2 separate regions of the Homo sapiens genome follow, and region 2 is linked to region 1. Evidence: read pairs that join two places in POLR2A ChIA-PET (ENCODE). Cell type or tissue: Panc1. All regions are shown on one strand. Each heading gives the region's core, and the rest is flanking DNA. Links, peaks and the distances in the headings are about the cores only. Region 1 holds the start of ERF (ETS2 repressor factor). Region 2 overlaps MEGF8 (multiple EGF like domains 8).

What was found. Peaks named below come from ENCODE experiments on the same cell type or tissue, not always from the same donor. Only the 100,000 strongest peaks of a DNase experiment are listed, where the experiment ranks them.
Region 2: POLR2A ChIA-PET joins it to region 1 with 13 read pairs; 8 of 35 experiments call an interaction of 5 or more read pairs at or near these places.

What each region holds. Positions count from the first base shown.
Region 1 is chr19:42,246,558-42,256,765 of GRCh38, forward strand. ERF (ETS2 repressor factor) reads right to left here and starts at 8,571. Exons shown (of 4, transcript NM_006494.4): 1 at 8,421-8,571; 2 at 3,774-4,008; 3 at 3,270-3,385; 4 at 1,012-3,181. The coding sequence starts at 8,442. The coding sequence ends at 1,908. RefSeq lists silencers at 7,033-7,192, 7,243-7,292, 7,313-7,432, 7,523-7,592, 7,673-8,362 and 2 more and enhancers at 8,128-8,627, 9,268-9,799. In Panc1, for the core only: no CTCF peak of the experiment used is centred there; no DNase peak of the experiment used is centred there; H3K4me3 peaks cover 4,402 bases; H3K27ac peaks cover 2,580 bases.
Region 2 is chr19:42,337,212-42,347,419 of GRCh38, forward strand. MEGF8 (multiple EGF like domains 8) reads left to right here. Exons shown (of 42, transcript NM_001271938.2): 9 at 6,266-6,420; 10 at 6,743-6,862; 11 at 7,230-7,374; 12 at 7,459-7,622. Among named protein-coding and RNA genes, the nearest start is that of MIR8077, 8.8 kb to the right of the region's middle. In Panc1, for the core only: no CTCF peak of the experiment used is centred there; no DNase peak of the experiment used is centred there.

The DNA.
Region 1 (10,208 bases), core at 1,237-9,236:
CAATTGCCACTCCATCTCTTAGCAGCTGTGTGGCCTTGGGGAAACCCCTTCCCCTTTCTGGGCCTCAGGCACCTCACCTGCATGGTGGAGACAGAACTTGTCTCTAAGGGTACTTCCAGCCTGGATTATTCCTCCTAATTCTTTCATCCCTGATTCAAGCTCTCCAATCTCAGCTTCTAGCTCTATGAGCTCATCTCAAATCCTCTGATCCTGAAAGCCTGATCTGGATCCAACTATCTTGGTGTTAGGAAGGAAAAGTCAGGAGTTGTTGAAAGAACGTGGGCTTTGAAGTCCTGGCTCAGCCACAGGGCCCTGGGCAAGTCACTTAGCAGCACTGGTTGCCCCTACCTTACTGGATACTGAAGGAGCTACAACACTGCAGCTCTTAAGTATTGGACACACAGTAGGTCAACAGCATCGATGACTAGTGAGCCAGTCCCTTGGCTGTGTGCTGGCTGGGGGTGTTCCCATACCTGGACCTGAAGATCACCAAGTTACCTTGCAAGGTCTACATTTCAAGAGACACCACAGGCTGTTCTCCAAAGGACTCCCAGCTGAACTCAGAGCAACAAGAGAGGGGTGTGGGCAGGGTGCGAGGGGCAGTGCAAAAGGGAGCTCCTGGTCTTCACTGGGGACCTGGGGTGTGGGAAGAATTCCTAGCCACAAGTGGGAAGGCATCCAGGCAATCAGAAGAGCAAGGGCAGTGGGGTTGTGGTGAAAAACAGTGGGAAGAGCTTTCAAGGACAAGGTCCCCATGGAACAGAGGAGCAGTCTGATGAAGCCGGCGCATGCCTGAGACCACTATCATCAAGCTCTGGGGCTCATGTGCCTCTGAGGTCAGGAGACGGTTTCCCAGGCCTGGATTTGGCCCATTCTGATTAGGGTTAGGCCCTCTATACTGATCTGGCCACAGACCCACTAGCAGCCAGGGTGGGGCCCCTCCTTCAGAATCAAGCAAAAGCTGTGGCCCTCAGGGGGCTGCACCGAGCACCTAGGACATTGATCACTGCATCCAAAGGTCCAAAGTTTTATTGTTTTGAATACATTCTCCAGCGGCCCCTCTACTCCCCCCACCCTCAGTCCCCAATACAGAATAAGGCTTGACCACAGCCCCCCACCCCACCCCAGAGGCCCCAGCTGGGAGGCAGAGGGGGCTTCCAGTTTGGTTTCAGGGCACCCCCTTCCCATCCCCCCACCCGCCTGCCCATGGGCCAGTCCTAGGAGCAGCTGGGGATGAAGGGGTTGGACCGGTGCTGGGGTGGGGAGTGGGAGAGGGATAGCAGGCACTTGTAGAGATTTGTGGCCCATGGGCGGCACCCCTCACCCTCCTCCGCCCCCCACCCCCCAACACATGGAATTTTTGGTTCATTATAAAATTGTCCCTCCCTCCCCTGCTGTGACCTTGTGGGGTATGAGAAACCTAGGCACTCATGGCCCCCTGGAGGGGCAGGGCAGGCAGGGCTGGGGCTGAGGAGGGCTGGGAGTGGGGCAGAGCGGGTGGGTCAGAGGGGTACAAGAGGCAGAGAACAGGGAGGGAGACAAGGCTTTACTTCCTAAGCGATTGTAATAGAAAAGTTCCTGGGTGTTAAGGCCAAAGCCTCAATTCAAATATAAATTCCCCAGAATGGAGGTGACCCCCTTAACTTCCCCCTCCCTCCCCCTACCACCACTTTGCCCAGAGCTTAGAAACCCACAGAGACAGGGAATAGCCCCTAGCCCTGGGCACCCACCCACCCCCACCATTTTTAAAAAAAAGAAATTAAAGTTTTATACAAAATGTGGGGAGGGAAAAGGGAGGAGGCAGGGAAGAGACAAGAGAGCTGCCCTCACCTCCAGGGCATAGGGGGCTTAAGGCAGCAAAAGAAGCATGGGGGGTGCGGGGCACACAGGTCCCCTGCCCACAGCCCTCAGGAGTCTCGGTGCTCCAGGGAGAGCTGGGCCGTGGCATGCTGGAGGTCAGAGCTCACCCGCCTTGGGGTGAGGGGCCCCCCAGCCTCCCCAGGCCCCTCCCCACGCACCTTCTTGTCCTCACCCTCATCCTCAAAGCCCCCAGCGGGGCCCCCACCCCCTTCGAGGCGACAGTCTTCACTCCAGCGCCGCTTAAAGCGTAGCTTGAGGGGCATGCACTGGGATGCCCCGGGTGCCTCGCCGGGCTCAGGCTTAGGGGGTGCAGGTGGGGCACGGGGCGTCTTGAACACCTCCCCGTCTTCCTCATCCTCATCACTGATGTCAGTCACCTCTACCTCCTCCGACTCGCCTTCCGAGATGGGCTCCACCTTGATCTGTGGTGGCGGGGGCGGTGGGGCTAGCGCCCCTGCCCCCTCAGCCAGCCCGCCTGCACTGCCACCGCTCTTGTCAGCACCGGCTACGGCCTTCTCCCCAGCTGCCCGCTGCCGGCGTCCGAGTGGGGGCGGCTGGAGCTTAAACTTGAATGGGGAGGAAGAAGAAGAAGAGGATGACGAGGCCGAGGAGGGGACCGGTGGGGTCTCGGGTGCCATGGGCGGCAGCGGGCACTTGTCAGGGCGCTGGGGCTGGGGCACCACCAGCCCAGGGTAGTGCAGGAAGGCGCGGGGGCTGAGGTGGTAGTTGTAGACGCTTTGGGTGTGGGCCTGCAGGTACCGTTTCATGTCCTCAGGGCTGAAGGAGAAGTGGGAGCCTCCCCCTGAGCCGCTGGGCCCCCCGCCACCACTGGGGTACATCGGGCTCAGCGTGGGCGAGGGAGTGTAGGCCAGGTGGGTGGGCGTCATGGGCAGAGCCGGGGAGAGCTGAGGGGGCAGCAGGGATCCAGGACCGGCCAGAGGCGACACAGGGAAGGGGCTGAGGGGTTCAGGGCCACCCCGAGGCCGGGGATAGACTCGGAAGACACCAGGGTCATGGGGCAGGCGGGCCAGCGGGGGCCCTCGGAAGGCACCCAGATCCGGAGGGCCGGGTGGTCGGGCGCGGGGATCCTCTCCCAGCGGTTCCTCCAGCTCTGACGTGCCATCACTACAGTCACTGACTGAGCCTCGGCCCAGGCGGCGGGCCACCACAGCCGAGAAGAGGGAAGATGAAGATGAAGAGCAGGCTGGTGGTGAGCGGGGGTCCTCGGTGGGGGACAGCACCTCGGAGGGCGTTGAGGGAGGGAAGCGGAAGTGGCTACCACCCGACGGCACTGGCGGGGCACTCTGGGGCACTGCACCCCCTGGCAGAAGGGAGACAGTGTCAAGGCCCCTGGCCTAGCCTGAAGGGGCATGTAGACCCTCTCCACACCAACCATCCCTGGTACTCACCAGCCAACCCCACATCAATGAATGGGTAATTGACCAGCACCAGTTTGTTGAAATTGAACTTGTAGGTGAACCGTTTCCCCTTGGTCTTGTGCAGAATGCGCTTGTTATAGTAATAGCTGTGGGTACAGAAATGCCATTGGGAAGGTCAGGTACGTGGGACCCAGGTCTAGACTCCACACCTTAACACGCACTTAGGTGTGGTTCCCAAAGGCCAACTGAGGAACGTAGGCCACAAAAGACAAATCAAGTGCCCAGAGGGTGGGTACCAGCTCTCTCCTCACATCTAAGGCAGGACTAGAGGATCCACTGGTGACTGTAATCTCTCCTCAGGATACGTCTGTGTTACCAAGGGGCTCAGGGAAGGGCTGGGAGTGGCCCAAGGTCACACAGCTAGGATTTGGCAAAGCCAGGGGTCAGACCCAATGCTTGTTCCCACAGGCAAGGGGCTGTGCAACCCCGGGGGGGCACTCCACATGTGCTCAGGGGTCCCCAGCCCGTCCTCACCGCAGGGCCCGGCTCAGCTTGTCGTAATTCATCTGGGGCTTGCACTTGCGAACGCCCCACAGCCGGGCCACCTCATCAGGGTCTTTGATGACGAATTCCCCGTAGTCCCCCTGCCAGGCAATGACGCCCTGGTACTCCTCCTTCCGCAGCAGCTCCAGGATAAAGTGCCACAGCTGGATCTGCCTTGAGCCAGGGGACGACTCTGGCTTGTAGGCCCAATCCGGGAAGGCAAACCCTGGGGACGGGAGGCAGGGAGTGGCCTGGGGTCAGGCTGCCAAGTCCAGGGCTCTGGGTCCCATCCCAGGGTCCACCTCTGCCCTGCCTTCAACATGGGGAAATCTGTCTCACCTCAGCCAAGTCAAGATCTGATTTAAGAGAAGACAGTGCGTGTCTGTCTGTCTGCATGTGAGGGGCTAGACAGGAGCTGGGGGGGAGGGGAAGCTGGAGCCCGCTCCAGCGACACCGGGAGAAACAGGAAACCGTCGGCGGTGGGTCCCGGGGCCAGTGCCAGGGGGCCAGGCACCAAGCCAGGCTGGCGGGCAGGGCTGCCAGTGGGGGAGGGGCAGGAAGGGGCACACGTGGCCAGCCGGGTTGGGGTACAGCCCCCCAGCTTACCCCCACTCCCATTCAGAGCCAGTTGCACCACCCCAGCTCCTCGGATGTCCTCCTTAGAAACATGCACTGTCTCCTCCGAAGACCCAACAGAGCCCCTACTCCCAACCCCAAGACCTGAGAGGAAGATTTTTTTTTTTTTTCTTAAAAGGACCAGGAGGGGTGGGGTGACTCGGTTGCCGATGAGGTCAGCGCTTGCACACACAGAGGCTTCTGTCTTCCCTGGAGAGTGAAACCCAGACTGTCTGAGAGGCCCCCCAAGCCCTGGACCCTCTGAGCTACACTGCCCTCCCCAGACCCAGGCATCCAGGCCCCACCTGGCTGGAGGGCCCAGCCCAGGCCTGGAGCTTGAGCAGGCACCCTGGAGCTGTCACCCTCTTCCCACTTCTGCCTTCTCATCTTCAGCTCCTTCCCTGCCCACCTGCCTGCCCACCCCCAGCATTAACCTTGGGTAGAGGTTGGCGGTGGGCTGGCTGGTCTCTGGAGGGGGTGGGCAGCCTGGGGTGGGGGGTGGGGGGTGGGGGGACTGCGGTTGTTGTCATTTCCCAACAACAGGGGCCATCAATAATTCAGCACCAGGCAGCCGGTAATGGAGGGGTGGGAGGAGGGAAAGGGGAGGAAGGGAAGGAGTGGGGAGGCAGAGCAGGGTCCCTGGTGCCACTAGAGAGAGAAGGCCAAGGTGGCCAGCTAAAGATGGGCGGCTCCCAAATCCAGTCAGGCTGCAGGGGTCAATCCGCCTCCCTTGGCCCCAGCTCAAACAGGTACCAACAAGGCCTCCAGGCAACACATCCACCCTCAAAGACTCCACCCAAGTCTGGAATCCAACAAGGGATCCTTCCCCTTGGGAATCCAGGGAATCAGTAGTTCCTGCTCCCACAGGGACCACCCCCTCCAAATCCAGAGCTCACTGTAGGCCCCCAACTCCTGCCCAGACTGGGCTGCAGTACCACATAGCCCCCGGAGTCCCTGCCCCATTCAGATATATCCCAGCCTTCCACCAGCCCCTCAGGGTGCCAGGGATATGACCTCCAGCTGTTCACAGACCAGCACCAACAGCCCCTGTTCCATTTAAAAGTGACAGCCTTTGACAACCCCTTCCAGAGACCCCAGAGCACCATCGCTCTCTTGGGAATCTAGGTGTTCAACCCATTATCCTCACCCTTCTAGAGAATCCAGATCACAAGGTCTCCTGCAAGGCCCAGGGTCCTTTGGAACCCAGGTGACCCAGCCACCAGCTTCATGGACCCTCATATCCCCTCCAAAAAGCTCCCAGCCCCTCTCAGGGAACCAAGCTCCATGTTACTTCCACCTCAGCCCCAATCTGGCTCTAGACCTAGAAGGGGGGCCAAAGCCCCTGAGACATCAATCTGGGGGTGGGGGATGTACTGACTTCCACCCTCCCCCCAAAATTAAAGCCACCCTTCCCAGCCCACCCGCCCCAGCCTCCGTGTCCCGGTAACCAGGCAACGTGTGTGCAGCGACAGTCCTGGGAGCGGGGGAGCAGGAGGCTAAAAATAAACTTTGCAGAAGAGAGGGAGTGAGAGAGACTACATGCAACACAAAGGGAACTCGGAAAGGAGGTGGGGGGGCTCTGGAAAGGCCTCAAGCCGCATTCTGGGAGCTGTCCCAGGCCCCCTTGTTAAACCCCTTCCCTGAGCAACCCCTCCTCCAGGGCCTGGACCCTGGCTCCCACTTCTGGCAGGGACCCTTCCCCACTCCCAAGCCCACCACAACGGCGGCTTTCCTCATCGGACACAGCATACATGAAGGCCTGTTCCCGGCTTTGGGGGGGGGAGAATGAAGAGGGGGTGACGTCAGGGTGTCTCAATGGGGCTCTGTTCCCCAGGCCTTGGAGCCAGGAGCCAGGCACGGGCAAGGGGAGCATGTGTGAGTGTGCTGTGTATGCGTCCACGTGCTTAAAACAGGGAAACACCAGACCTGCACGGAGGAAGCTTGGGGGTGCGGGACCTCGGGAACATGGGGGCCAGTGAGGCAGGGAGAGAGCAGGCACATGGAGAGAGGGGTTCAGGAGACTGCGAGACAGAGTGCAGAAGTGGCAGCAGTCAGACAGCAAGGGCTGGGATGGCGAGGTCCCAGAAGCACACCTGGGTCCCACAGAGGCGGGGTAGGGATTCTCCCAGACAGACTATGCAAGCCTGGGGGGACAAAACTCCTGGGCACCCCCCAACCTCACGTGACGGCCCAAACTTTTTTTAAGGGACTATGAGGGTCGGAAGGGAGGAGTGGTGGCAGAGGAAGAACACGCCGGCCTCCTGGGGGGCCCCACCACCTCCCCCACTCCAGGCGGCCCTCTATGGCGCCAGAGCCGGGAAGAAAACAGGAAGTGGGAAACAGCCACGGCAGAGAGAGGGACCGGGATGGAGAACTGGATGGAGGGGTGCGGAGCGGCAGGCCAGGAGGCAGACGGGAAAGATGCACCGATCGGAGGCCATTCCAGGCCTCCTTCCCCTCCCCTCCCCCAGCCGGAAAACCCACACACTGTCCCGCCCCCCGACAGGGTTGGGGAAGCGACCCGCGGATCCTATCAGGCCAAGGCCGGTAGCAGGGAGAGAAGATGAAGCGAGGTTGTCTGGGTGCCTCGGCCTCCTCCTTGGGCGAGGGTAGGCTCCTGCTGCCCCCAGGGCCCAGCCACCCGGGAGCGAGTGGAAGCCGGGGGAGTGTGTAGGACGCACGTGACTGACCCTACCGCACTCCGCACCCCGGCCCCACCCCCAGGGCCCCTCCTCGGTCCGGGTCCCAATCCCCTGGCGCCGGATCCCAGCTCGGAGCCCTTTAAGATTAAGCCGCCCCCACCCGCCGAGCAGGGGGATGGGGATGGGAATGGGGTGGGAATGGGGTGGGGATGGGGTGGGGTGGGTGGGCCGGTCGGGGCACACACCCGCACACAGGAGCCCGAGCCGCCGCCGCCGCCGCCGCCGCCGCCGGGGGAAGGAAACAAGTTTGAACAGCGGCGCCCGGCCCCCTTCCCCCTCCCCCGTCCCCGCCCCGGGCCGGATTCCGACGGGGTAGACGGGCAGGGGGCGGCTGGGACCCCTCCCCCTGCGCGCTCGGGCGCAAAGTCCAGCCCGCGCGAGCCCGGGGGCGGCGGGGGAGGGGAGGGGGAAAAGTCCGAGTGGGAGGGGGAGTTAATCCCGCTGCCCCCCGCCCGCCGACCGAGGGGGAGGGGAACCTTGGCCCCTTAAGGAGGAGCAAGTTGGCGGGGAAGAGAGGGGCGGAGGGAAGAGACGGCCCGCTGAAAGAGAAGAGGTGGATCCGGGAGGGGGGGCGAGGGGGGAGCCTCTGCGTCTCCCCCCACCTTCCCCACCCTCCTCAACCCCGGGCCACCGGTGGCGCGGGAGGAGGGTACCCAGGTCTCCCCGGAGCCACCTTAAAGCCGCGCGTTCTAAGGTCGGAAACAAAAAGTTCCTTTTTCGAACGTTCGGGCTGCGCTTTGGAACTTTGCGACTCGGCGAGGGCGGGGGAGCGAGGAGCCGACAGAGGCGGGCGGGGGAGGGGCGGCGCAGCCAGGACCCCGAGTCCCGGGCTCCCCACTCACGCCCTCCTCCTAGAGGCCATCCCGTATCCCCCGCTAACCTGGTGCAGGGCACGCGCCGCCGTGAAGGTCACCAGCAGGACCGCGCAGCGCAGAACCAGGGATAGCGGGCCCGGTGGACGAGCCCCCCCGCCCCGCACACGTCCCGGCCCCCAGAGTGCAACGTGACAAGAGCGGAGGGGAAGGACCCCGCCACCCCCGTGATCCCGGGAGTGGGGGAGAGCCCGGCCTGCGGGGTCCCGGTAGGGATACAGGACCAAGACCCGCAGCACCCACACCACTCCGCCCGGAGCCAGGAATCGGGGGTCCCAGGCAGCAACCCCGCTCGCGCCACGAGAAGCAACAGGTCTCCAGTGCTTGAGGGGTCCCCCAGAACTGGGGATCACTCGGGCTCCCCCGGACCCCTTCAGCCCCCCCAAAGTTTCTCCGTTCGGTTTCCCGGGGCAACAAGTCTCCCCCACACGTGCTGCCCCCGCCCCCACCTGTGTCCGCCGGGGTCTTCATGCTGGGGGGCCCGGGGCGAAGCGCCCCGATTCCGGGCCGCGGCTCCCGGCGCCCTCGCTGCCCCGTCCCGTCCCGCGCCCGTCGGGCCGCCCTCGCCGCCTCACCCGGCCTCGCCTCTCAGAGCCTCTCCCCTCCCCGCCGCCGCCTCCCGGGTTAATATCGCACTCCGGGGCCGGGACGCCCACGCCCCCCGGCCGGCGACGTCACCGCCGCGTCGCCATGGAGACACTGCGCCCGCCCCCTCCCCGCGCACTCACACACACGCTCGTCGGCGCGCAGCCACTGAGGACCGGCCGGCTCTGGGCTTAAAGGGGCCGCGCGGCGGGGGAGGGAGGAAGGAGGGGGTGGGGGTGGGATGGGGTCCCGCGGGTCATGACCCTAGTCAGAGGCTCCGAGTCTGCAGCTAACTTAAGTCTTCGGCACTCGCTACCTGCTGCCCCTCCTCCTCTCCTGCCCACTGCGGGCTCCAGAGTTTCTTTTGGGAGCCTGTATGGGAAAACGGGGGGCCCTTCCGAGGAAGCGGGGGTCAGAAACTTTTGTGGGGAGGGGGCAGAATCTTCTCTGCAGAGGGGCGGGGTCAGGACCTTAGAAGATGATGAAGACCACAGCATTTCCCAGCTTGGTTTTACCCAACCCCCCAACCCTGAGCCTGAATGGGGGCAGCTGTCCAGGGGTGGGGTGGAATGGGTGGGATGCATTTCCCAGCATCGGAAATGGGGAGGCGGCTGTGCCCTCCGCTCCTGTGGGGATGGGGTCTTGGCTTCCCTGATAACCCCCGTCCAGCTGGGGAGGAAGTGACCAGAGAGAATGCATTTGGAAGCCCCCACCACCACCGTCCCCAGGCTGCAGCTGTCCCGGGGATAGGGCTGGCGCCGGAGGTCCCCCCACGTCCACTACTAGGACCGGGGGTTCCGGAGGCGGGGCCGGGATACGAGGGGGCGACCAAAGTCTGAACAAATGTGCTCCCAAGGGGCACTGAGGGTCGCCAGGAGAGAGGAAGACAGGGCTTAAGATCGAAAGCCAGAGCGTAGAGAAGTGTTAAGTCTCCGTTCTCTGCCTCAGCCGGGAGGGAAGGATGAAGCCTGAGGCTCTGGGAAACAGGAAATCACAGCGCAGATCTGATGGAGCCCAGGAGCCGGCAGCAGGGTAGAGGCCAAATAGAAGCAATATTCACAGGCATAGCCTGGAAACAGAGTCTCAAAAAAGACTCTGAGGTTCCGAAGGAGGGGCGTATGGGTGGCGGGCGGGAGTTGGGGGGGCTGGGTGGGGGACGAATCCAGAAGATGGGCGGGGAGACAGAAAAGTCACAGATAGGGAAGGCCTGCGGAGCTCAGGCTCCCGGTACCCAGGGCTTCAATCCCAGCCTCCTCGCTTGCGGGGTACCTAGTCCACCTTAGACAGGCTCCTCACCAGTGCCTAAAAAAAAAAGTCTCAGGCCTCCTCCTTGGGGAGACCAAGGGCTCCAGGGAAGCTTTCCCCCACAACCCCCGGGAATTATGTAACCTTGCCTACGGACAGTACAGCTCCCCCACGGATATTGTAACCCTCTGGGAGCGGTGTGGTCCAGCAATAATAATCATCTTCATTGTTCGAATAACAGCTCCCGAATTCCGAGTGTTCATGATGTGCCAGGCACCGGGCCAAGCATTGTCAGGGGCATCTTCTCATTTAATCCTCACAAAATCCCAACGAGGGGAATTACTGCTGTTATCCCCATTTACAGATAAAGAAAGTGATGCTCTCTGAGGGAAAATCAGTCCACTAAA
Region 2 (10,208 bases), core at 785-8,784, 90 kb after region 1:
TGGTCCCTGTTCTTCCCTAGGGGCTCCTGAGGGTCCCACCTCTCTCCATAGTGATTCTGGGCTCAAGCCACCTCAGTCCGTAAGGGTGAGCCTGACATCCAGGCCAGTTGGTGCCAGCCTTAGGAGGCAAGCCTGGGATGGAGATGGGACTAGGGCATCGTCACCATGGAGATGGGAGGCCCTTACCGCAGTATCCAATGTGGGTTCCAATCCAGGTTTTGCCAGTTTCCAGCTGCCCCAGGGAAATGCCTAAGAGGCAGCAACTTTTCCTTCTTTTTAACTTTCTTTTCTTTTCTTTTTTTTTTTTTTTTTTTGAGACGGAGTCTCGCTGTTGCCCAGGCTGGAGTGCAGTGATGTGATCTCAGCTCACTGCAGGCTCCACCCCCCGGGTTTCACGCCATTCTCCTGCCTCAGCCTCCTGCATCGCTGGGACTACAGGCGCCTGCCACCTCACCTGGCTAATTTTTTGTATTTTTAGTAGAGACGGGGTTTCACCGTGTTAGCCAGGGTGGTCTCGATTTCCTGACCTCATGATCTGCCCGCCTCGGCCTCCCAAAGTGCTGGGATTACAGGCGTGAGCCACCATGCCCGGCCTCTTTTCTTTTTTTTTGAGAGGGAGTCTCGCTCCGTCGCCCGGGCTAGAGTGCAGTAGCGTGATCTCAGCTCACTGCGACCTCCACCTCCCGGGTTCAAGCGATTCTCCTGTCTCAGTCTCCTGAGTAGCTGGGATTATAGGCATGCATCTCCATGCCTGGCTAATTTTTTTGTGTTTTTAGTAGAGACAGTGTTTCATCATGTTGGCCAGGCCAGTCTCAAACTCCTGACCTCAAGTGATCCTCCCACGTCAGCCTCCCAAAGTACTGGGATCACATGTGTGAGCCACCATGCTTGGCCTTTTTAACTTTCAATTTAGGTTCAGTGGTACAAGTACAGGTTTATTATATAGGTAAATTGTGTGTCATGGGGATTTGGTGTACTGATTATTTCATCACCCAGGTATTAAGCCTAGTACCCAACAGGTAGGTTTTTTTTTTGTTTTTTTTTTGGGGATGGAGTCTTACTGTGTTGCCCAGGCTGGAATGCAGTGGTGCAATCTTGGCTCACTGCAACTTCCACCTCCTGGGTTCAAGTGATCCTCCCGCCTCAGCCTCCTAAGTAGCTGGGAGTATAGGCGCATGCCACCACACCCGGCTAATCTTTTTGTATTTTTAGTAGAGACGAGGTTTTGCCATGTTGGCAAGGCTGGTCTGGAACTCCTGACCTCAGGTGATCCGCCCACCTCGGCCTCCCAAAGTGCTGCGATTACAGGCGTGAGCCACTGTGCCCAGCCCCAGTAGGTAGTTTTTTGATCCTCTCCCTCCTCCAACCCTCAGGTAGGCCCCTCAAGTGTCTGTTGTTCCCTTCTTTGTGTCCCTGTACACTCGATGTTTTGTTCCCACTTGTGAGAACATGCAGTATTTGGTTTTCTGTTCCTGTATTAGTCTGCTGAGGATAAGGGCCTCTAGCTCCATCCATGCTGATGCAAAGAACATGATCTCATTCTTTTTTATAGCCACATAGTATTCTATGATGTATACGTACCACATTTTCTTTTTTTTTTTTTCTTTCTATGTATTTTTTTTTTTTTTTTTTTTTTTTTTTGAGACGGAGTTTCGCTCTGTCGCCCAGGCTGGAGTGCAGTGGCGGGATCTCGGCTCACTGCAACCTCCACCTCCCAGGTTCAAGCGATTCTCCTGCCTCAGCCTCCCGAGTAGATGGATTACAGGCGCCTACCACCACAGCCGGCTAATTTTTGTATTTTTAGTAGAGACGGGGTTTCACCATGTTGGCTAGGCTGGTCTCAAACTCCTGACCTCAGGTGATCCACCTGCCTCGGCCTCCCAAATTGCTGGGATTACAGGCGTGAGCCAATGCGCCTGGCCTCCATTTTCTTTATCCAGTCTATCATTGATGGGCATTTAGGTTGATTCCATGTCTTTGCTATTGTGAACAGTGCTGCTTTGAACATACACGTTAGAACAATTTATATTCCTTGGGGTATATACCCGATAATGGGATTGCTGGGTCAAATGGTAATTCTGTTTTAAGTTATTTGAGAAATCTTCAAACTGCTTTCCACAATGCCTGAACTAATTTACATTCCCATCTGCAACCTCACTCGCATGTGTTATTTTTTGACTTTTTGATAATAGCCATTCTGACTGGTGTGAGATGGTATCTCATTGTGGTTTTGATTTGCATTTCTCTCATGATTAGTGATATTGAGCATTTTTTCATATGCTTATTGGCCACGTGTATGTCTTCTTTTGAAAAATGTCTGTTCATGTCCTTTGTCTACTTTTTAATGGGGTTGTTTTTTGCTTGTTAGTTTATTTAAGTTCCTTATAGGTTCTGGATGTTAGATCTTTGTTGGATGCATAGTTTGCAAATATTTTCTCACATTCTGTACATTGTTTACTCTGTTGATAGTATCTTTAGCAGTAACTTTTTCAAGATCACAGTAGATAAGTGACAGAGCCAGCATGGCTATCCCCAAACAACAATCTGTATAAAACTATCACTTAAGGCCGGGTGCAGTGGCTCACACCTGTAATCCCAGCACTTTAGGACGCCATGGCGGGCAGATCATGAGGTCAGGGGTTTGAGACCATCCTGGTTAACATGGTAAAACCCCATCTCTACTAAAAATACAAAAAATTAGCTAGTCATGGTGGCATGCGCCTGTAGTCCCAGCTACTCAGGAGACTGAGGCAGGAGAATTGCTTGAACCTGGGAGGCAGAGCTTGCAGTGAGCTGAGTTCGCACCACTGCACTCCCACCTGGGCAACAGAGTGAGATTCCGTCCCCAAAAAAACAAAAACAAAAACTATTACTTAATCTCTGTGCCTCAGTTTGCTCATCTGTGAAATGAAAATTATAACACGTAATGCCATTGGATAGCTGTAAGAGTAAATTGAGATGATCCTTCAAGAATGATGCCCAGTGAAGTGCTCCACACATTTCCTTTCTTTTTTAAAATTTTTATTATTTATTTTTGAGACAGAGTCTTGCTCTGTTGCCCAGACTGAAGTGCAGTGGTGTGATCTTGGCTCACTCCAATCTCTGCCTCCGAGGTTCAAGCAATTCTCATGCTTCAGCCTTCTGAGTAGCTGGGACTAGAAGCGTGTGCCACCACACCCGGCTAATTTTTGTATTTTTAGTAGAGATGGGGTTTGCCATGTTGACCAGGTGGGTCTCGAACTCCTGGCCTCAAGTGATCCATCTGCCTCGGCCTCCCAAAGTGCTGGGATTACAGGCGTGAGCCACCGTGCCTGGCCTAATTTTTGTATTTTTTTAGTAGAGATGGGGTTTCACTGTGTTGACCTTGTGATCTGCCCGCCTGGGCCTCCCAAAGTGCTAGGATTATAAGCATGAGCCACCGTGCCCGGCCAGGCATTATTATTATTGTTGTTACTATTTTGTTTTATTTTACTTGAGATGGAGTCTTGCTCTGTCACCCAGGCTGGAGTGCGGTAGCATAGTCTCCACTCACTGCAACCTCCACCTCCCGTGTTCAAGCTATTCTCCTGCCTCAGCCTCCTGAGTAGCTGGGATTATAGATGTGCACCACCACTCCTGGCTAATTTTTGTATTTTTGGTAGAGTTGAAGTTTTGCCATGTTTGCCAGGCTGGTCTTGAAGTCCTGACCTTAAGTAATCTGCCTGCCTGGGCCTCCCAAAGTTCTGGGATTACAGGCATGAGCCACCACGCCCGGCCTATTGTTACTATTTTAGAGGCAGAGTCTTGTTCTGTTGCCCAACCTGGAGTGCAGTGGTGCAGTCATAGCCCACTGCAGCCTTGACCTCCCGGGCTCAAGCAGTCCTCCCACCTCTGCCTCCCAAGTGGTTGGGACCACAGGCCCATGCTACCCTTCCCAGCTAATTAAAAACAGAATTTTTGGCCAGGCACTGTGGCTCATTCCTGTAATGCCAGCACTTTGGGAGGCCAAGGCGGGAAAATCGTGAGGTCAGGAGTTCGAGACCAGCCTGGTTAATATGGTGAAACCCTGTCTCTACTAAAAATACAAAAATTAGCTGGCGTGGTGGTAGATGCCTGTGGTCACAGCTACTCAGGAGGCTGAGGCAGGAGAATCGCTTGAACCCAGGAGGCGGAGGTTGCAGTGAGCCAAGATCGTGCCACTGCACTCCAGCCTGGGTAACAGAGGGATACTCCATCTCCAAAAAAAAAAAAAAAAAAAAACACACATAAAAACAGATTTTTTAAAATTTTTTGTAGAGATGAGGCCTCCCTATGTTGCCCAGAGTGGTCTTGAGCTCCTAGGCTCAAGTCATCCTTCCATCTCAGCCTCCCAAATAGCTGTGACCATAGGCACACAATACCACGCCTGGCTAATTAAATAAAATATTTTTGTTTTTTAGAGATAGGGTCTTGCTGTGTTGTCCAGGCTAGTGTTGAACTCCTGGCCTCAAGCGAGCCTTGTGAGATCCAGCCTCCCAACGTGCTGTGATTATAGACGTGAACTACCACGCCCAGACATATTGTCTTTCTTATAGCAGTTAGGGTCCTGTCTCAGGGCCAGAGGGGTCACCAGGGAGGAGATATGGAGAAACCTTTCACTCTCATTAAATCAGACACTGCTTTGAAATCGGATGAAAGCCACAGGCCCTCTCTTCAGAAGATGCTTATACCTGCAAGTTGGGCGTATCACTTCGGGGACGTGTGGGCTTCCCAGAGTCGCATCTGTTCACTCCTCCTCCCTGAAAAGGAGAGAGAGGAGAGGACAAGCGTAAGGAAGGAACCTTAGCACTTAAGGGATGGGAAGGAGGAAAGGCCCCAGAGGAACCCTGTGTGACCATCAGGAATAAAGTCCAGGCCTGGTGTCTGAGGCCCTCATTCTAGGTCTCGTCTGCCTATCCCTTGGTCCCCTTCACTGGGCAGGAGTCAGGAGTGTGATGTTTCTGGAGGCCTCTTCCTGCTTCGCAGTTTGTGATTACCTGGGCCAAGTCCCACACGTTTACAGTGCACGCAGGTCAGTAAGAGGGTAGGGAAGTCACCATTCACTGACCACTTACCTGTCAGTCAGGATTCTTGGCTGTAACTGACAGAAACCCAACCCAGCTGGCTTAAGCAAAAAGGAGAATTTCTGGCTGGGCACGGTGGCTCATGCCTGTAATCCCAGCACTTTGGGAGGCCGAGGCGAGTGGATCACGAGGTCAGGAGATCGAGACTGTCCTGGCTAACACAGTAAAACCCCGTTTTTACTAAAACACAAAAAATTAGCCGGGCTTGGTGGCGGGCGCCTGTAGTCTCAGCTACTTGGGAGGCTGAGGCAGGAGAATGGTGTGAACCCGGGAGACAGAGCTTGCAGTGAGCTGAGATCGTGGCACGGCACTGCAGCCTGGGTGACAAAGCGAGACTCTGTCTCAAAAAAAAAAAAAAGGAATTTCCTGGCTCACTTGAGTGAAAACTGTAGGGGCTGTCTTCAGGCTGGGCTGGATCTAGGTGCTCACAAAATGGCATCAGCCATTTCTCACTCAATTTTTCAGCTGGGTTCACTTCAGTCTCTTGCCTTGTGTAGATGGTCACAGGCAGCTCGTGGATTATCTTCTGCCATAAAATGCCCAGAAAGAAGGGAGTGTCTTTGCCCCAAGAATTGAGAATCAGGCCCTGTACCCCTCCCTGAGCCAGTCACTGAGACTGATGGGCCTGGGCTAAGGCCTCACTTCTGCCAGAACCAGGGACAACTCCACCTAAGTCTCACAGATTGGGAAAGGGAAAGGTTGGTTTTCCAGAGGAAAATCAGGCGCTATCACCAGAAGAGAGGCTGGTGCTAGACAGACAAAAATGGGAGACTGAGGCAGCCTACTGGGGGCTCAGCAGATTCTTCAGTCCTCCCAGCTCCCTGAGGACGAGATGATGGTTCTTTTTATAGAGGAGGAAACCAAGACTCAGAGAAGTTCAGTCTCCTGTCCAGGGTCACACAGCTAGTCAGTAGTTGATCCACGATTTGAACCCAAGTAAGTGGTAGATGCAGGATTTGAACCCAAGTCTTTCTGACCCTAAAGATCAGAAAGATGATTTGGGTAGGGGCGAGGGAGCTCAGCTTGTTCAGGGCCAGGTGGGCTGGGAGAGTGTCCTTGGGCAGGTGAGGTTGAAGCAGCCACCGGAATAGAAGGCTGGGCTGTGGCCCAGGAGAATCAGGAGCCATGGAGGTGGTGGAGGGGCTGGGGGTCTAATAATGTCATTGGGGTCTCTATTCCCCTAGGCCGAGCAGCGCCTCCCAGTGGTCGGTACTCACATGTAGCTGCGGTGCTTGGTGGCAGCGTCCTGTTGGTGGCTGGGGGGTACAGCGGCCGGCCCCGTGGGGACTTGATGGCGTACAAGGTGCCCCCCTTTGTGTTCCAGGCACCTGCCCCTGACGTGAGCACTGGGGTGACAGGGAAAGGGTGGCTGGGGGGAGGAGGTAGCAGGGTTTCCACAGGTGAGGGGAAAGGCAGGAGGGGATCCCTGGGAGAAGGAGTGGGGATCCCTAGGACCATGAGAGAAGGGAAGGAGGTCCCTGGGGCAGAGGAAAGAGGAGCTAGAGGTCCCTGGGCCTGGGGGAGGAATGGATGGGCATGCTGAGCACTCAGGGTCCTCTGGGATAGCTAAAGCAAGCGGGGACTTGGGAGGCCGGCCCAGGTCTGAGAGGCCTCCTCCTCCGTCCCCTTGCCTCCCCCTCTGTCCCCTTGCCTCCCTGCAGTACCACTTGGACTACTGCTCCATGTACACAGACCACAGCGTCTGCTCCCGGGACCCGGAATGCAGTTGGTGCCAAGGAGCCTGCCAAGCTGCACCCCCTCCTGGGACCCCCTTGGGGGCTGTGAGTGACAGCCCTAGACCCTCTGTTCCCTAGCATAGAGACCTGCCCTCAGTGTCTCCCTCTGCCTAACCAGATGGACAAGAACTTTCCCTCAACTGGGAGACTTGTTTTCATGCCGGAGATCCTCCTTCCTGATTCCTGACTGCGGAGCCCTGAACCTTTGCCTATCCCACCCAGCCCGACCCTTTTGAGCCCGTGACCCCATCCCCGCATCCCCCGTCCTCTGGATCTCCCACATTCCAAGTCAACTCCCCGTTCTTCAGTTTTTTCGCCCTTTCCATCGCAGGACCCTGTATCCACAGCCCTTCCTTCCCAGATCTCTTGAGCTCCAGTTGACAGTGAGCCCTTTCCCCTCTCCTCCTCGCAGTGTCCAGCCGCCAGCTGCCTGGGCCTGGGCCGCCTCCTGGGTGACTGCCAGGCCTGCCTGGCCTTCAGCAGCCCCACAGCCCCTCCACGGGGACCTGGCACCCTGGGCTGGTGCGTGCACAATGAGAGCTGCCTCCCTAGGCCTGGTGAGTGTCCGCAGCAGTGGGCCGGCAGGAGGGGGCCAGAGCACTCCACACTGACCCACCGGCCCCCACCCCCTGTCTTCTCAGAGCAGGCCCGCTGCCGAGGGGAGCAGATCTCAGGCACTGTGGGCTGGTGGGGGCCTGCGCCTGTCTTCGTCACGTCCCTGGAGGCCTGCGTCACCCAGAGCTTCCTGCCTGGCCTGCACTTGCTCACCTTTCAGCAGCCGCCCAATACCTCCCAGCCTGACAAGGTGGGTAGGAGGCGTGGCCCTGGGTGGGGTGTTGATGATCCTGATCCTAGGGTTTGTTTTTTCTCAAATGCATCTTTATCACTCTTATGTTTACTCCAAAACTCTTTACATTCAAGGGTCTTATTTTCCTTATGGACTTTATTTTTTATTTTTTTTGAGAGGGAGTCTTGCTCTGTCACCCAGGCTGAAGTGCAGTGGCGCAGTCTCAGCTCACTGCAACCTCTGCCTCCTGGGTTCAAGTGATTCTCCTGCCTCAGCCTCCTGAGTAGCCGAGATTACAGATGCCCGCCACTGCGCCCAGCTAATTTTTGTATTTTAGTAGAAGACGAAGTTTCACCATGTTGGTCAGGCTGGTCTTGAGCTCTTGACTTTAAATGATCCGCCTGCCTTGGCCTCCCAAAACTCTGGGATTACAGGCATGAGCCGCTGTGCCTGGCCTCCTTATAGATTTTAAAAAGAATTTTTACATTGTGGTAAAATACACATAAAATTTTTCATCAGTGACATTTAGCACATTTACAATATTGTGCAATCATCACCACTATCTTGTTACAGAACATTTTCATCACCCCAGAGGACAACCCTGGACTCACTAAGTAGTCACTCTCTATTCCACTCTTCCCCCCGGTCCCTGGCAGCTACTAATCTGTTTTCCATCTCTGGATTTGCCAGTTCTGGACATTTCATGTACATGGAGGCCTGTACTATGTGGCCTTTTGTGTCTGGCTTCTTTCACTCAGCGTAATGTTTTCAAGGCTCATTCATTTTATAACTTCATTTGGAAAGGAACTCTATTCCTTTTTATGGTTGAGTAATATTCCATTGTATAGATGGACCACATTTTGTTTATCCATTCATCAGCTGATGGACGTTTGGGCTGTTTCCATCTTTTGACTATTGTGAATAATGCTGGTATGAGCACTTGTGTACACGTTTTTGTTTGAACATCTGTTTTCAATTCTTGTGGCTGTATACCTAGGAGCAGAATTGCTGGGTTATATGTTAATTCCATATTCATCTTATTGAGGAATGTCCAAACTGTTTTCCACAGTACCTCTTTATTGATTTTTTGTTGTTGTTGTTGAGACAGAGTCTCTCTCTCTGTCGCCCAGGCTGGAGTGCAGTGGCACGATCTTGGCTCACTGCAACCTGCAGCTCCCGGGTTCAAGTGATTCTCCTGCCTCAGCCTGCTGAGTAGCTGGAACTACAGGCACTTGCCACCACACTCGGCTAATTTTTTGTATTTTTAGTAGAGATGGGGTTTCACTGTGTTAGCCAGCATGGTCTCGATCTCCTGACCTCATGATCTGCCTGCCTCAGCCTCCCAAAGTGCTGGGATTACAGGCATGAGCCACCATGCCCGGCCTCTTTATTGATTTTAAAAATAGCTCATATATTCACATGGTTCAAAAATCACAGTGACATCAAAAGTCATTGGGGCTGGGCACGGTGGCTCACGCCTGTAATTCCGGCCGAGGTGGGCGGATCTCTTGAGGTCAGGAGTTTGAGACCAGCCTGGCCAACATGGTGAAACCCTGTCTCTACTAAAACTACAAAAATTAGCCGGGCGTGATGTCGGGTGCCTGTAATCCCAGCACTTTGGGAGGCTAAGGTGGGAGGATCACTTGAGGTCAGGAGTTTGAGATCAGCCTGGCCAACATTACGAAATCCCATCTCTACTAAAAATACAAAAATTAGCTGCTCATGGTGATGCGTGCCTGTAGTCCCAGCTACCTGGGAGGCTGAGGGAGGAGTATCTCTTGAGCCTGGGAGGCAGAGGTTACAGTGACCCAAGATCACGCCACTGCATTGCAGCCTGGGCAACAGAGTGAGACTCCATTTTAATTAAAAATAAATAAATAAATAAAAGGCTGGGCACGGTGGCTCACGCCGGTAATCCCAGCACTTTGTGAGGCCAAGGCAGGCGGATTACAAGGTCAGGAGAGCGAGACCGTCCTGGCTAACACAGTGAAGCCCTGTCTCTAATAAAAATACAAAAAAATTAGCTGGGTGTGGTGGTGAGCACCTGTAGTCCCAGCTACTCAGGAGTCTGAAGCAGGAGAATGGCGTGAACCCGAGAGGTGGAGCTTGCAGTCAGCTGAGATCATGTCACTGCACTCCAGCCTGGGTGACAGAGAGAGACTCTGTCTCAAAAAAAAAAAAAAAAAAAAAGAAAAAGAAAAAGAAAAAAAAGTCACTAAATGGACAGTCTCTCTCATTTACCCCACTCCCTACCCCTTAAGTGGTCCAAAATTATCTAGCTCCAGCATGGCTGCAACTTAAGGCCACCATACCTCCCTGGAAGATCCATTTGGGTTTCTTTGATCTTATTCCAGAATTTACCTATTCAGATGCAAGTAAGCATGACATCATATCATTTTTCTTTCTCACTAAACTAATATACTATGAACATTATACGACTGCTTCCTTTTTTTCTTCCTGGCAAGCTTCCCATAACAGAACTTAAGAAACACTCTCATTCTTTTTTTTTTTTTTTTTTTGAGATGGAGTCTCTCTCTATCGCCCAGGCTGGAGTGCAGTGGCAAGCGATTTCAGCTCACTGCAACCCTGCCTCCCGGGCTTAAG